Linked DNA regions of Homo sapiens: regions 1 and 2 are each linked to region 3. A link is a loop called in an ENCODE intact Hi-C map of the cell type or tissue named here. Cell type or tissue: mammary epithelial cell. All regions are shown on one strand. Region 1 overlaps GLYATL1-AS1 (GLYATL1 antisense RNA 1). Region 2 has its middle 34 kb from the start of GLYATL1. Region 3 overlaps FAM111A-DT (FAM111A divergent transcript).

What was found. A loop is a pair of places that touch in the nucleus more often than their neighbours do. Peaks named below come from ENCODE experiments on the same cell type or tissue, not always from the same donor. Only the 100,000 strongest peaks of a DNase experiment are listed, where the experiment ranks them.
Region 1: it touches region 3 in a loop (5-fold over the local background); 12 of 110 quality-filtered maps call a loop at or near these places.
Region 2: a loop joins it to region 3, with 8 times the contacts of the local background. A loop is called at or near these places in 6 of 110 quality-filtered maps.

The regions. Positions count from the first base shown.
Region 1 is chr11:58,962,138-58,966,137 of GRCh38, reverse strand. All of the region lies in intron 5 of GLYATL1-AS1 (GLYATL1 antisense RNA 1), which reads left to right. Among named protein-coding and RNA genes, the nearest start is that of GLYATL1, 25 kb to the right of the region's middle. In mammary epithelial cell, no CTCF peak of the experiment used is centred here; a DNase peak (open chromatin) is centred at 2,387.
Region 2 is chr11:58,903,696-58,907,695 of GRCh38, reverse strand. It overlaps a transcript of GLYATL2 not described here and a transcript of GLYATL1 not described here. Among named protein-coding and RNA genes, the nearest start is that of GLYATL1, 34 kb to the left of the region's middle. RefSeq lists an enhancer at 1,813-2,312. In mammary epithelial cell, CTCF peaks have their summits at 1,544 and 2,095; DNase peaks (open chromatin) are centred at 1,745 and 2,315; H3K4me3 peaks cover 1,099 bases; H3K27ac peaks cover 964 bases.
Region 3 is chr11:59,133,730-59,137,729 of GRCh38, reverse strand. It overlaps FAM111A-DT (FAM111A divergent transcript), which reads left to right. Exons shown (of 4, transcript NR_110184.1): 3 at 1,449-1,673; 4 at 2,142-3,758. Among named protein-coding and RNA genes, the nearest start is that of FAM111A-DT, 7.1 kb to the left of the region's middle. In mammary epithelial cell, a CTCF peak has its summit at 1,641 (motif pointing right); no DNase peak of the experiment used is centred here.

The DNA of each region.
Region 1 (4,000 bases), 170 kb after region 3:
TGTCACGGTGCTGCAGAGATTTTGTTTATGGCCAGTTTTGGGGCCAGATTATGGCCAGATTTGGGGGCCTGTCCCTAAAAAGAAATGTAATTAAAGTACAGAGAAAATTAAAAGGGAGAAGAAAGTTCGTGGAGAGATATCAGAGCAAATGATAACTACAAAAGTCTGCCTTGTTTCCCAGACCCCTTGTCTCTTAGGTGCCCTATATTTTACCTCCCAGTGAACCAGTCTTGCCCCTTTGTAATGGCACTCCAAGCAGCACTGCCACACACCCAATTCCAGAACTTCCCTGCTCCTTGAGCCTAGGAATAGTCATGCTTCTAATTCCTCTTTACTTGCTCATCACTGGAGTAGCAACTGAACCACACGATTAGAATAAGTAACATGATGTCATTTTTGGTAGCAATCTTCCATTTCTTCCTTATGTATAAAATTGAACCTCACAGAGAAACTAACTGCCTAGAGCTATGGGTCCAGAGTAGAGCTCTAGCTTTGCGTTTCTCTTTGCAGCTGTGCTCTGAGAGATTTGATGCAATCCCACTGCAATTTGACATCAGCGACAGCGTAGGGGTGCTCAGGGAATCTTTTGAGCCACCAACGAAGCCTCACTTCCAGCTAATACTTATATGGGGCTGTGGAAGTTGTCTCACATTCCTGGGGACAGTGTTTGCCCTGAAAAGGAACGTTCACTTGCCACAAAGCATCTTGTTGGCTGGATTTGATTATAATGTGACAAGAATTCTTTTGGCCACATAACTGGTGGTTGGGTCATTTTGTGTTTTTCAAACCAATAAGAAGAAAAGGCCTCTTACATGGTCAGGAGAGGTGGGAATGGATGAAGCACTAAGGTCAGGTCTGGTGAAGTTAGGGAATAAGGCCAGCATTTATGGAAAGTGATTTCCCCATGAACTCCTAAAAGATGCTCCTGAACCCTAACAGTAGGCTGATGTCTGTATTTAGAGTTGCAAACAACATGTTCTGGGAATACAGAGGAAGGCACCACTGCCTCTAACTTGCGAGTATATCACAGAGAAAGATTTATATTTGGGCTTGATGGATGAGAGATGAGTAGGAGTTTGATAGAAGAGAAGAAGGGAACCATCTGGATGTACAATGGAAGAAGTGGCAGGAAGGGCTAAGGAGAATTGGCTTCTGGGGATGGGTTAGAGATAAGGGCCTGGGCACCACATTATGGAGCTTGCAATGGGGTATGTAAAAGCTTATATGGGATGCTCGTTTTCTCTCCTCCCATGGGTTCATAGAGGGCTCACCTCACTCACTCTTGCTAACAAGCTGCCCTCATTTTAGAGAGAGCTGGAGTGGGGTCTCTAACCCTCCAGCAACAGCTTAGGAGCCAGACTTGAAGCCCTGACAGCCAACACTTTCCATATAGACCCTGTTGTCCATCCTATCTTAGGAAGACAATGCACTCAAGAGGAAGGTAACATCTACCTTCGGACTCCAGAGGCTCCAAGGAGCCTCTCTCTCTCTTCAAGACAGGCTTCACCTCCACCTTCATACAGTGGTACTGGGAGATGAACAGGGGTAGGGCGATCAAGATTTAGTTCAACCTGTAGTTCCAGTCGGGTGGTGCTTGGTAGTTGACTCATTTTGGTCCCATTTGATATTTGCAGCCACCTGCTGGGATAGGTGTAACTGTTGCTCCTATTTCACAGATTAGGACAGGATAGTTTGCTAGAGGTCAGAGGACGAGTTGCGGGAGGGAATGGTTGTCAGTTAGGTTTTTAACCTTAGAGCCTCATGTTTTCTTAGGATCTTGCAGGGAGACCTTGGGCAAATTCCTTTTCCTCTTGGGGGGTCTTCATTACCTTTTTGTAAGTTAAAGAGTTCTGCCAGTTTGTGATTCTCTGTACTTTAATGTTCAAACTTATCACTTGGATAGGTTTTTTAAAATGGGGATTCTGGGTACCCCCAATATATTTAATTTCTCTGGGGTGAGGCCGAGATTCATCTTCGCTGAGCTACATCTGTAGAGATTCTGTTTTGATACCATTGGTTGGACTGTGGCTCGGTAATTTGCATTTCTCCAAAGTGAGTCCAGTCAGCTGGTCAACCGCCCCGCCTGTCTCTCTGTGACCCCTTCCGGGCGTCCGCTCTGCTTCTGTACTTGCATCCTGTGGGAATGAGATTGGCGCAAGCAGCCCTCTTTTAGTACCGCCGGGGGCACGCTAGCCAAGCCTTTAAAAACCACGCCGAGCCCTCGGTTTGCAGGTATTCAGGGCAAGCTAAGGCGCGTTTCCGCGTTTGGTATGTTCCCGAGTGCGGCCAGCAGATGACGAGAGAGAACTAGCCAGCAGAATAGGAAGGGGCAAGGAGGCCAGGAAGAAAAGTGGCGGGTGAAGATTGACATTCACTAAAACCAATGGTAGCTTCCGTTCTCCGACTCCCAAGCTTACCTTAATGGTTGACATCCATTAAGGCCAATGGTAGCTTCCGTTCTGTGACTCCCAAACTTCCCATTCTCTTAAGAGGCTGCGTTTGTGGCGCTAAATGGAAGGATGGGCGTGGGGACATGTGCTGGGACATGTGCTCGCTGAAGATACACCTGTTAGTCCAAGGTTGCTGCTGCTCCTAGTGGCTCAACCCTCTTTGACAATTAACCTTCCTCTCAGTTTATTAAGGCTGCCTCAGCTGTGTCTAGGCAAACCTACCCCCCATCACGCTGGGTTTTTGGAGTTTTTTAAAGCGTCGCGGGGTAAAGCCAGCATTACACTTTTCGTTTTCTTAGCAGATAACTATTTCTGGTGCTAACAGCGGGGAGCTGCCGGGCGGGAGTAGGGGTGAAGAGAGAATAGGGTGAGAGATAACAGGTGTGAAGCGTCCCTTAATGCCAGGCATCCTGCTTTGGCACTTTTTATAGGTTTGTCTCAATTATCTTTTTATTTAATTCATTTTCTGTTTCACAGATTATGAAACTTCAAGTAAATTGCCCAAGGACAGCCCTTGAATAATTTTAACTTCTGTCAAACGGCAAAGCCTAAGGTCTTTTATCTTGCAGAGGCTGCTTTGTCAGGATTTCAATGCATGCAGGTCCTGCGAATCGCTGTTCCTCACTCACTGATCCATCTCGCTGTCCACGCATTCATTCACCCATTCATTTCTTAGGAGCTCATCTGCAAGGTGTGGGGCTAGTTGCTACTAAAAATAAAAAAGAAAAGGGACTCTGCTATAAAGTAGAAGAGATTTTTTTTTGAAAGATTTACACAGAATTCCGGTGCTCAGCATGGTTTCGATCTTTCCCCCCAACATACTACTGATACTTATTATGTTCCACATAATATGATGGATTCTGAAGATACAGAGATGGGTGAGATGTATCCTTGCCTATCAGGAGCTCCTTGCCATAGGCAAGAGTAATCTATGAGCTTTAATTTTACATACCTAATTTTTAACGATTTGAGCATCAACTATATATATATATATAGTTTTGAAATTAACATATTAAATAAATATCAGGCACATTTAATTTCTTATTTTTTAGATGAAGGTGAATCTAACTGGTGGTTCAAGTATGTTCTTTGTTCACCCTAGTGGACCATCTTGGGTGCTTCCTGGAGTGCTTCCTCAGACTGCAACCCTACCCCCCTGGTATGTGCTTGGCTCTCTTCATTCTGCAGCACTCTGTCAAATGCCAGGCTTTTAGGGAGGCCTGTTCTGACCCCTTCCTGTTTCCTCTCCCTTTTATCTTCTCCTATCTGGAGGCTCTTTTCCTATTTATTTGTTGTTCTTTCTCCCTCCATCATCTTCTCTTCCTGAATCCTGTGTTGTTTTTTCATATACTACATCTCAGTATGTAGGAAATATGTTTACTGGGTTTTTTTTTTCAAATTTTTTTTCAGTTTCTCTCTCCCTGCTCCAGAATGTAAGCTTCAAGAGGGGCAGTGAAGAGTTCTTAACACCCCTCACTGACTGAGAAACAGTTGGGGATCGAGGGAGACAGCTTTGCCTGGTACATCCTGAAATCCCCTGAGGTGGGGGA
Region 2 (4,000 bases), 230 kb after region 3:
ATATCTAGTCAAAAATCAGGAAGTATTTAAAACGTGGAAAAAATATGACCCACAATGACTAGAAACATCAGTGAATAGAGACAGATCCAGAAGTGAGAGAGATGATAGAACTAGTAGTCAGGAACATTAAAAGTCATTACCTTGAATTTCTGGCCAAAATGGAGTAACAGGGACTGGATTTTCCCCTAGCCTGAAAACAAAACAAAACAAAACAAACAAAAAAGAGCGAAATACATGAAATAATGGTTTGCAAGGAACTAGACATCATGCAATTAAAGATGGTGACAACTGAGATGCGTCCTAAATTCCACTCCAGCAGACTACCGTGAGGGATTCCAGGCCAGTGTCGCAAGGAAGGGCAGCAAGACAAAGACAATTGGAAGTCCAGATTTCAGAAGACAAAGCTGAGAGACCAAGGTGACAAGAGATCACAGGCCACAAACCTGGCGGGTGACCTGCAGAGGCAGAGAGAGAGAGACAGAAAACTCAGGATATATGAAGAGGTTTCCCCTAAAGTATTCAACTGTGTACTGATCAGAGCCCCGGCTGAGAAAACTTTCCAAGGCCAGGAAAGAACCACCCTAAAACTATTATGGTGTAACTTTCCTCCAACCCTCTCCCTGTACCTCTGTTAGGGATCCCCATTTCCTCATTTCTAAATTAAGGAGTTTGGCTCAGATCAACCTTTTATTGTTCCTGTGAATTGGCTCCTCTGAGCTTTTTAAAAAAGGATTCCACATCCCACCTTCACAGACTCTGATTCAGTATGTCGGGGTGTAGCTATGGAATCTGCACTTTTACCTGCCTCATCCCACAACCCCCGCCTCAAATGAGCACCGCGTTGTTTAAACAACCGTCTATGTGGCCACAGAATGACCTCAATGCTTTCCTAAAACTCCAGAACCTATGAAGGTAACCTGTGCTTGCAGCTGTGCTTGCTTACAGAAACAAAGGCTGGATGTCAGTAACCACCGTGCTACAAGATGGGAAAGAGCTCAGCAGCGCTACCCTAACATGAATCTTTGCTAATTACCATACCTAAATCTCTGCCCCGGGGAGAAATGCACCTTGCTAGGCACATGTAGTGCTGTGGTGCAACAGAAAGAATGAGACTGCCACATTCAGGTCTTCCTGGAAAGCCCCACCTCTTTCCAGGAATCCTTGTCCTCAGTCTCCACCTAGGAGTCCTAAAAGACCTTAAAAAGCACCCCCTCACTACACCCCAGGAACTTTGAACAGGAGCTCTCCTGTTCCATTCCCTGATCAGTGAATAAAGTTTCTGCTCTGCTTAACCGAACCTGGTCTCATTCTATGGGTGCAAAGGGCACCAGGGAAGGAAAGGATCCACCAGGGTCAAACGACACTCTTGAGATTCAGGAACACCCAGACGATCTCCATGTATCTTTTCAGGAGTAACACTCTTGGCCTTTGAAGCTGAGAGGCAGGAAGGGAATTACCACAACGGGCGGGGCCCAGCTCCCCATCCAAAACCTCCTTGGTTTTGGGCTGAGATCCTTCTGTCTACTGCCCCTGCCGGCCATCCACCTAACTCCGGGTCCGACCCAGAACCAGAAAAACCACTCAAAGAACCGGCGAGCCTGACCAGACAGTGCACGTGCTAGTGCCCGCTGCTCCCGATTCGCAGGTGTTGGGAAGACTTCTCTCTTGCCTGTCTAAGCTGAACTTTTCCCGCCTGGAAGAGCAGGCTGGCGCGCGGGAGGGAGCCTGGGAATTGACACTCTCGCTGGCCAATGGACGAAGAGTCTCTGGAGGCTGTTTTCTCTCATTGGATGGAAATGATTCATCCTCTCATCCACTTTGGAAGCTAATTCGCATCACTCCAGACAGTGATTGAAGAGAGGAAAAGGGATGAGAGTGCACGCCTGGGCGCACGCGCTCGCGGGCGGGTCAGACGGCCAGGCCGAGGGGACTGCGCGCCCACCCGCCCACCCTCCCTATTTGTCCAGATGACCCATCCCGGTCCCAGCGATCCCCTCCCCCGAACCACTCGGTCCACAGCCAGTTCCCGCGTACCAGGATAAACTAAGCAGTCACTGCCCTGCTTCTTCCTGCTCATCGGCGTCCCCTGTCTCCCAGTGGAAGCCAAGGAGGGGTTGCGCGGCAGCCGGGTGGGTATGGGAGATGCCTGGCGGTTTCGCGCTTTTTCCGCCTTTTGATTGCGAGTGGGAGCAGCGCGCTGAGGAGAGCTGCAAGGGGAATAGCCCGCCAAGGTGCTTCGGTGTGTGGCCATTGCTGCCCTTCTGCCGCTGATGGGTCGGCGGCGGTGGCGGGACGTGCATCCAGGCGGGATCCAGCGGCAGCAGCAGAGAGAGCTCCACCCTGATGATGCAGAGGCCCAGCTTCCAGCTGACTGCAAGTCGCAGAGCAGGCTGCACCCGCGTCTGCGTGAGGTCTAGAGGGACTTGGCCTGCTCCGCAAATGATCCAACTTCGTGGAGGGGCTGGCGAACACAGACAATGCCAGTCTGGACGAGGAAGGGGCCAGCACTGCTTAGGCCTGTTTCCCAGGACGCGCATTACTGGGTGCGGAACTTTACCCCTCAGATGAAGAGTATTTAGGCCTGTTTCCCAGGAGGCGCATTACTGGGTGTGGAACTTTACCCTTCGGATGAAGACTCCAGAGTTGGGTATCTCCAAAGTGATAATCAAGTAAGTGCTTTGCATGGGGCTTGAGAAAACATCTTACTGTTTAAGAACAGAACGTCTTACTGTCTAAGAACATGAATAGAAGGAGATGCCTTCAGTATTGAGTGTTATTTTTGAGAAGTTGGTCAAAGAAGGGGAGAAGATGGTGGATTAATAGATGATGGTGAAAATTATTTTGTAACTCATAGAAGGACAGATGTTTATGTAAAAGTTGATAGTTTTGGTGGAATCATGAGCATGTTTCTGAACTTAATGTAAAATACACAGAGACTCCTGAAATCACTTAAATTACACGGGTCTTGTGGTGTTTGGAAAGAGCAAACTTTAGAAGTGTAATTGTAAAAATAATATCAAACAGAAACAGGGAAGAGAAAAACGTAAAGACAGCTTTCTCAAATCGCTGTTATTCTTGAATCATCTGAAAGCAGTGCACATGACTGGCACTAATATGCATCGGAGAGTAAATCATTGCACAAGGAGACTTGATCTTCTTTTCATTGTAGAATCTGGAGGAAAAAAGCTGTTAAAAGCAAGAGGTGGTAGAGAATAGTATTGTCGAAAGTTTCTGACATCACTGGAGATAGAGAATTTTCCCTGGAAAAAAGTGCTCCTTAGGGAGGAGCATCTGCACATTCCATTAGCATAAAGCACCTGGTCGGCCATATGAAGAAGTCTGGATTTTGTTATAAATATGAAATTTATTTTAAATGGAGGATTTGTAGCAAGGAGTAATATAACCTGACATATTTTTAAAAATCTCTCTGGCAGCTGCGTGGGGGACAAACTCTAGGAGGACAATAGGAGGTGTGGAAGGGAGAAGATGGCTAAGAGTATATCCCAGGATTGCAAAGATGTCGGAGCCCAGCCTCAGACGGTAATGGTGGAGGTGTTAGAAAATGCTGAATTCCACATTTATTTTGAAGGGCGAGCCCATGGAATTGGCTTGTGAATGGGGTTTTCCATAAATAAGAGAAAAAGAGAGCTCAATATGATTCTTGGGCTTTTGACTTGAGCAACTAGAAAGATAAAGTCTGCATTAAGTGATATGGGGAAGTCTGAGGAAGGAGATGCTGTGTGTGCCAGGAGTGATGAGTGTGTCAGTAATTCTACTTTTGATATATTGACTTGGAGATACTAATCCACTCCAACTGAAAAATAAGGAGAGAAGTGGACACTCAACACATGCGGGTGAATGCCCAGAGAGCCTTAAGAAGGGGCAAGAGGCTGAACTTGGGAGAGAAGAGCATAGATCAAAATAAAAGACACACAAAAGGAGAAAGAGAGGGAAACTAGGACTTATGATGGTAATGTTGGCCATTAACTGAGAATTATTT
Region 3 (4,000 bases):
GGTTTTGGATAAATATTACCAAATTACTCAACTACTAGCAGGAAAAGGTGATGTTCACTTCAATTTGAGGTCAAAAGTGTTGTGAGATCGGGATTCCTAGGATCCAGATCATAGACTCCAGCTCAGTCAAAGACCTGGAAGGCAAAGAACCTCTATGAGAGTAATGCCTTCATAAGGAGCCTTCGTTTGGACTCTTAAGGGGGTGTCGGCCCCATCAAAACTCCAGAGGCTGCTAGCCTTCCTCCTTCCAGAAAAGGGAATAACCACCGCGCCCATCCTAGCTGTGGCCCGAGGTTCGAGCGCCCAGGGCCGCAGGGACTAGTAGGGGCACGCGGTCTGCAGTGGCCTCCATCTTCCTGGTACCTCAGGAGGAAGAAACCCGCCCCGCTTTCCTCCAGACCTCACCGCCCGAATGACCCTCCAAGACCCTCTCAAGGCGCCCGCTGTGCTCCTTAATTCGGAGGCAGCCCCTCCACACCTGTGGGTAATTCTCATCAGGTGGGAGGAGGGACTGAGAAAAGAAATAAGACACAGAGACAAAGTATAGAGAAAGAAAAGTGGGCCCAGGGGACCGGCCCTCAGCATACAGAGGACCCGCACCTGCACCATTCTCTGAGTTCCCTCATTATTTATTGATTACCATTTTCACTATCTCAGCAAGATGAATGCGGTAGGAGGGCAGGGTCATAGTGAGGAGAAGGTCAACAAGAAAACGTGAGCAAAGGAATCTGTGTCACAAATAAGTTCAAGGGAAGGTACTATGCCTGGATGTGCACATAGTCCAGATTTATGTTTCTCTCCACCCAAACATCTCAGTGGAGTAAAGAATAATAAAGCAGCATTGCTGCCAACATGTCTTGCCTCCCACCACAGGGCGGTTTTTCTCCTATCTCAGAATTGAACAAATGTACAATCGAGTATTATACCGAGACATTCAGTTCCCGGGGCAGGCAGGAGACAGTGGCCTTCCTCTTATCTCAACTGCAAGAGCCTTTCCTCTTTTACTAATCCTCCTCAGCACAGATACTTCAGGGTGTCGGGCTGGGGGATGGTCAGGTCTTTCCCATCCCATGAGACCATATTTCAGACTATCACATGGGGAGAAACCTTGAACCATACCCAGCTTTCCAGGGCAGAGGTCCCTGCGGCTTTCCACAGTGCATTGTGCCCCTGGTCTATAGAGACTGGCGATGAATTTTACCAAGCATACTGCCTGTAAACATTTTGTTAACAAGGCACATCCTCCACAGCCCTAGAGCCGTTAAACCTTGATTCCATACAACACATGTTTCTGTGAGCTCAAGGTTGGGGCAAAGTTACAGATTAACAGCATCTCAGGGCAAAGCAATTGTTCAGGGTACAGGTCAAAATGGAGTTTCTTATGTCTTCCTTTCTACATAGACACAGTAACAGTCTGATCGCTCTTTCTTTTCCCTACAACCTCACAGCCCAAATGACCCTCCAAGACCCTCTGGAGGCACCCGCAGTGCTCCTTAATTTGCAGCTCTACAGAATGAGACCAGCGTGGCAGCCCCCTTTCAGGACAGCTCCCGAGACGAGACGCGAGAGCAGCCCCTAAATCTCACCCAGCAAAGCCGTTTCTTCCTAACCGGGCTGGGGAGTGCCGCGCGCTGCCAGCAGATGGCGACAGAGGATTAGCCTGCGGAAACCGGGTAAGGGGAGGGCGGAGCTGAGGTGAGAACCCACATCCCTCATGCCCAGTGGCAGCAGGACGTGGAAATGGTTTGCCCAGCCCTCACTTCTCTTGGACAGAGCTTGAGCCTTCTGGGAAACTGCTTTTCCCTGGCTGAGTGATTAGCGGGGGTGTTAAGTTGGGAAGCTGGACGTTCACTTCCATGTGCTCCTCTGAGAACCATCTGTTGGTCTGATGGTGCTAGATCTGAAGCTGGTGAGCCTCTTGGGGCGGCCTCAAGGGCTAACAAGATCTCAAATGCCCTTCTCTCCATCATTTGTGGTATCCTGGATTATTGTGAAAATGTATAGGGATTCCTGGGGAAGAGTTAAGGATTAAAATATAAAGGTTTAAATATAAATAACTTTATATATATATGTTTTTTCTTGTAAACCAATATGTTATATAGTAGGAAGTTTAATTCCTTAACTTTGGTTTTTCTCCCTAGCCTTTTTATAGCCAACAAGAGCAAAAGCACACTGCAATGTCCAAACGAATTGCAGGCGTTTTCTGCTCCCTGAAGCCTGGGAATTAATTTATATACTCAGTCCCTTTTCCCTTGGCTGGCCATTGAAGTAGTTGAACCACAGGATTGGACTGTCCAGAATCATTAGCCAGAGTTCACTGTGAGTGGACGTCTTTTAGTTCTGCTTCAACGCTATAACCAACCTTTACCAAAAGCAACAACAAAACAAAAAACTGCAGAAACCAATGAGTTCTGTTCACAAAGGATGGCTCCTCATGTCATCACACCGGCAAGGAATGGACGAGCCTCTGATTTTTCTCTTCTTGGCTGACTTTACAAGGTTGGATGCAGTCCATGAGGATCATGCAGCAAAGACAGAAAGTGCTGGAGAAGCCCAACCTGCAGGGCCTCACCTTTAGCTGGTTTGTGTGGTTCCACTTCATGTAGCTGTTGGAACACCAGTCTCTCTAATGTGCTCTATGGGATAGCTGTTACCTTCCACTAATTTATGTCTAATACCTATAAACCTAAAGTATCTTTTTAAAAATTTTATTCCGTCTTTTTGGAGGAAATTTTTGTGCATGCCAGATATAGTGTCAAGCATTGGGATTGCTAAGATGAACGTAACATTGTCCTCACCACCCATTAAGTCACAATCTAGTAGATGAGTAAAAGTAAAAAAAAAAATTAAAAAAAGAGTTATAACCATAATACAGAAGTGAACAGGTTGCAGTGGTAGCACAGAGAGGGCTTCAGGGATGCTGTCACAGAGGTGGTAACATTTGAGATATAGATTCCAAATTCAGATGTGTTTGCTGTTGCAAAATTCCAGGGTCTATGTGCCCAGTTCCTGAACATTCCAGTGATAATTTTTACCTAAAATTTAGGTGGCAAATGAATCTTACTATAACCACTTGGAACCACTGTGTTTCTGGTCCATCTTGTGAGGCCCATCTTTGGTTCAGAGGGATGGAGGCAGAAGTCATACGGCAGGTAAGCTCAAGCAGTGATACATGACAGGGCTTTCAGAACTGGGGCCATGAAGAGCAGGCTTTATTTGCATGCTGTTTAAAAACAAGATTTTACAACTGATTTACCCTATTAAACACTTCCATGAATAACTCAGTGGAGATTTATTTGCAATAGTAGGATCAGGTGATTTGAAATCTTTAGTGTGTGTGGTTGTAGCAGGAGGAGTACTGGGTTCCAGCATTTAATAAGAGGACCCATGGTTTTATGAAAATGTCCAGAGATATAATTTTGGTTAAGGTTATACCTCATCTTTGGTTGTACAGTTGTTTCTTTTAGTTTCAGTACAATCTAAAACAGGAAATGTCAATTCACATGGTCTGGTAGAGAAAGAATGACTCTAATGCTCTACTATTCAGGTAGAAATGAAGAAAGAAGGGTGATCACTTCCATGAGCACTGTAAGCCCTTGAATGGGCTTATAGGCAAATACTTATAGTTAAAATATGTAACTCCCATTTTAGTATTGGATAGAATACTGTCACATTTTTTCTTATTAAATCTACATTTTTACCATCTTTCTTGATTGATTTTGCCAATAAAAGTTCCTTACCTTTTTATAAAAGTCAAAGATTGACATTCATTTTTCTGTAGGAAATTTTGTCTTGTAGAAAAAATTAGAAGCCAAAGATAATATAACCTTCCTCCAAAGAGACTTTACCATTAATTTTTGCAAGCAGCTGGGTGGGAGTCACTTGTAGTCCTAGATTACATTAACCTAATTTAGATTGAGGTGATTTCAAATTGACTTGTGTCCCTGTGAAGGCTGAGATATTTCTGGAACATTTTTATTCCTTGGGTACAACAACTTTT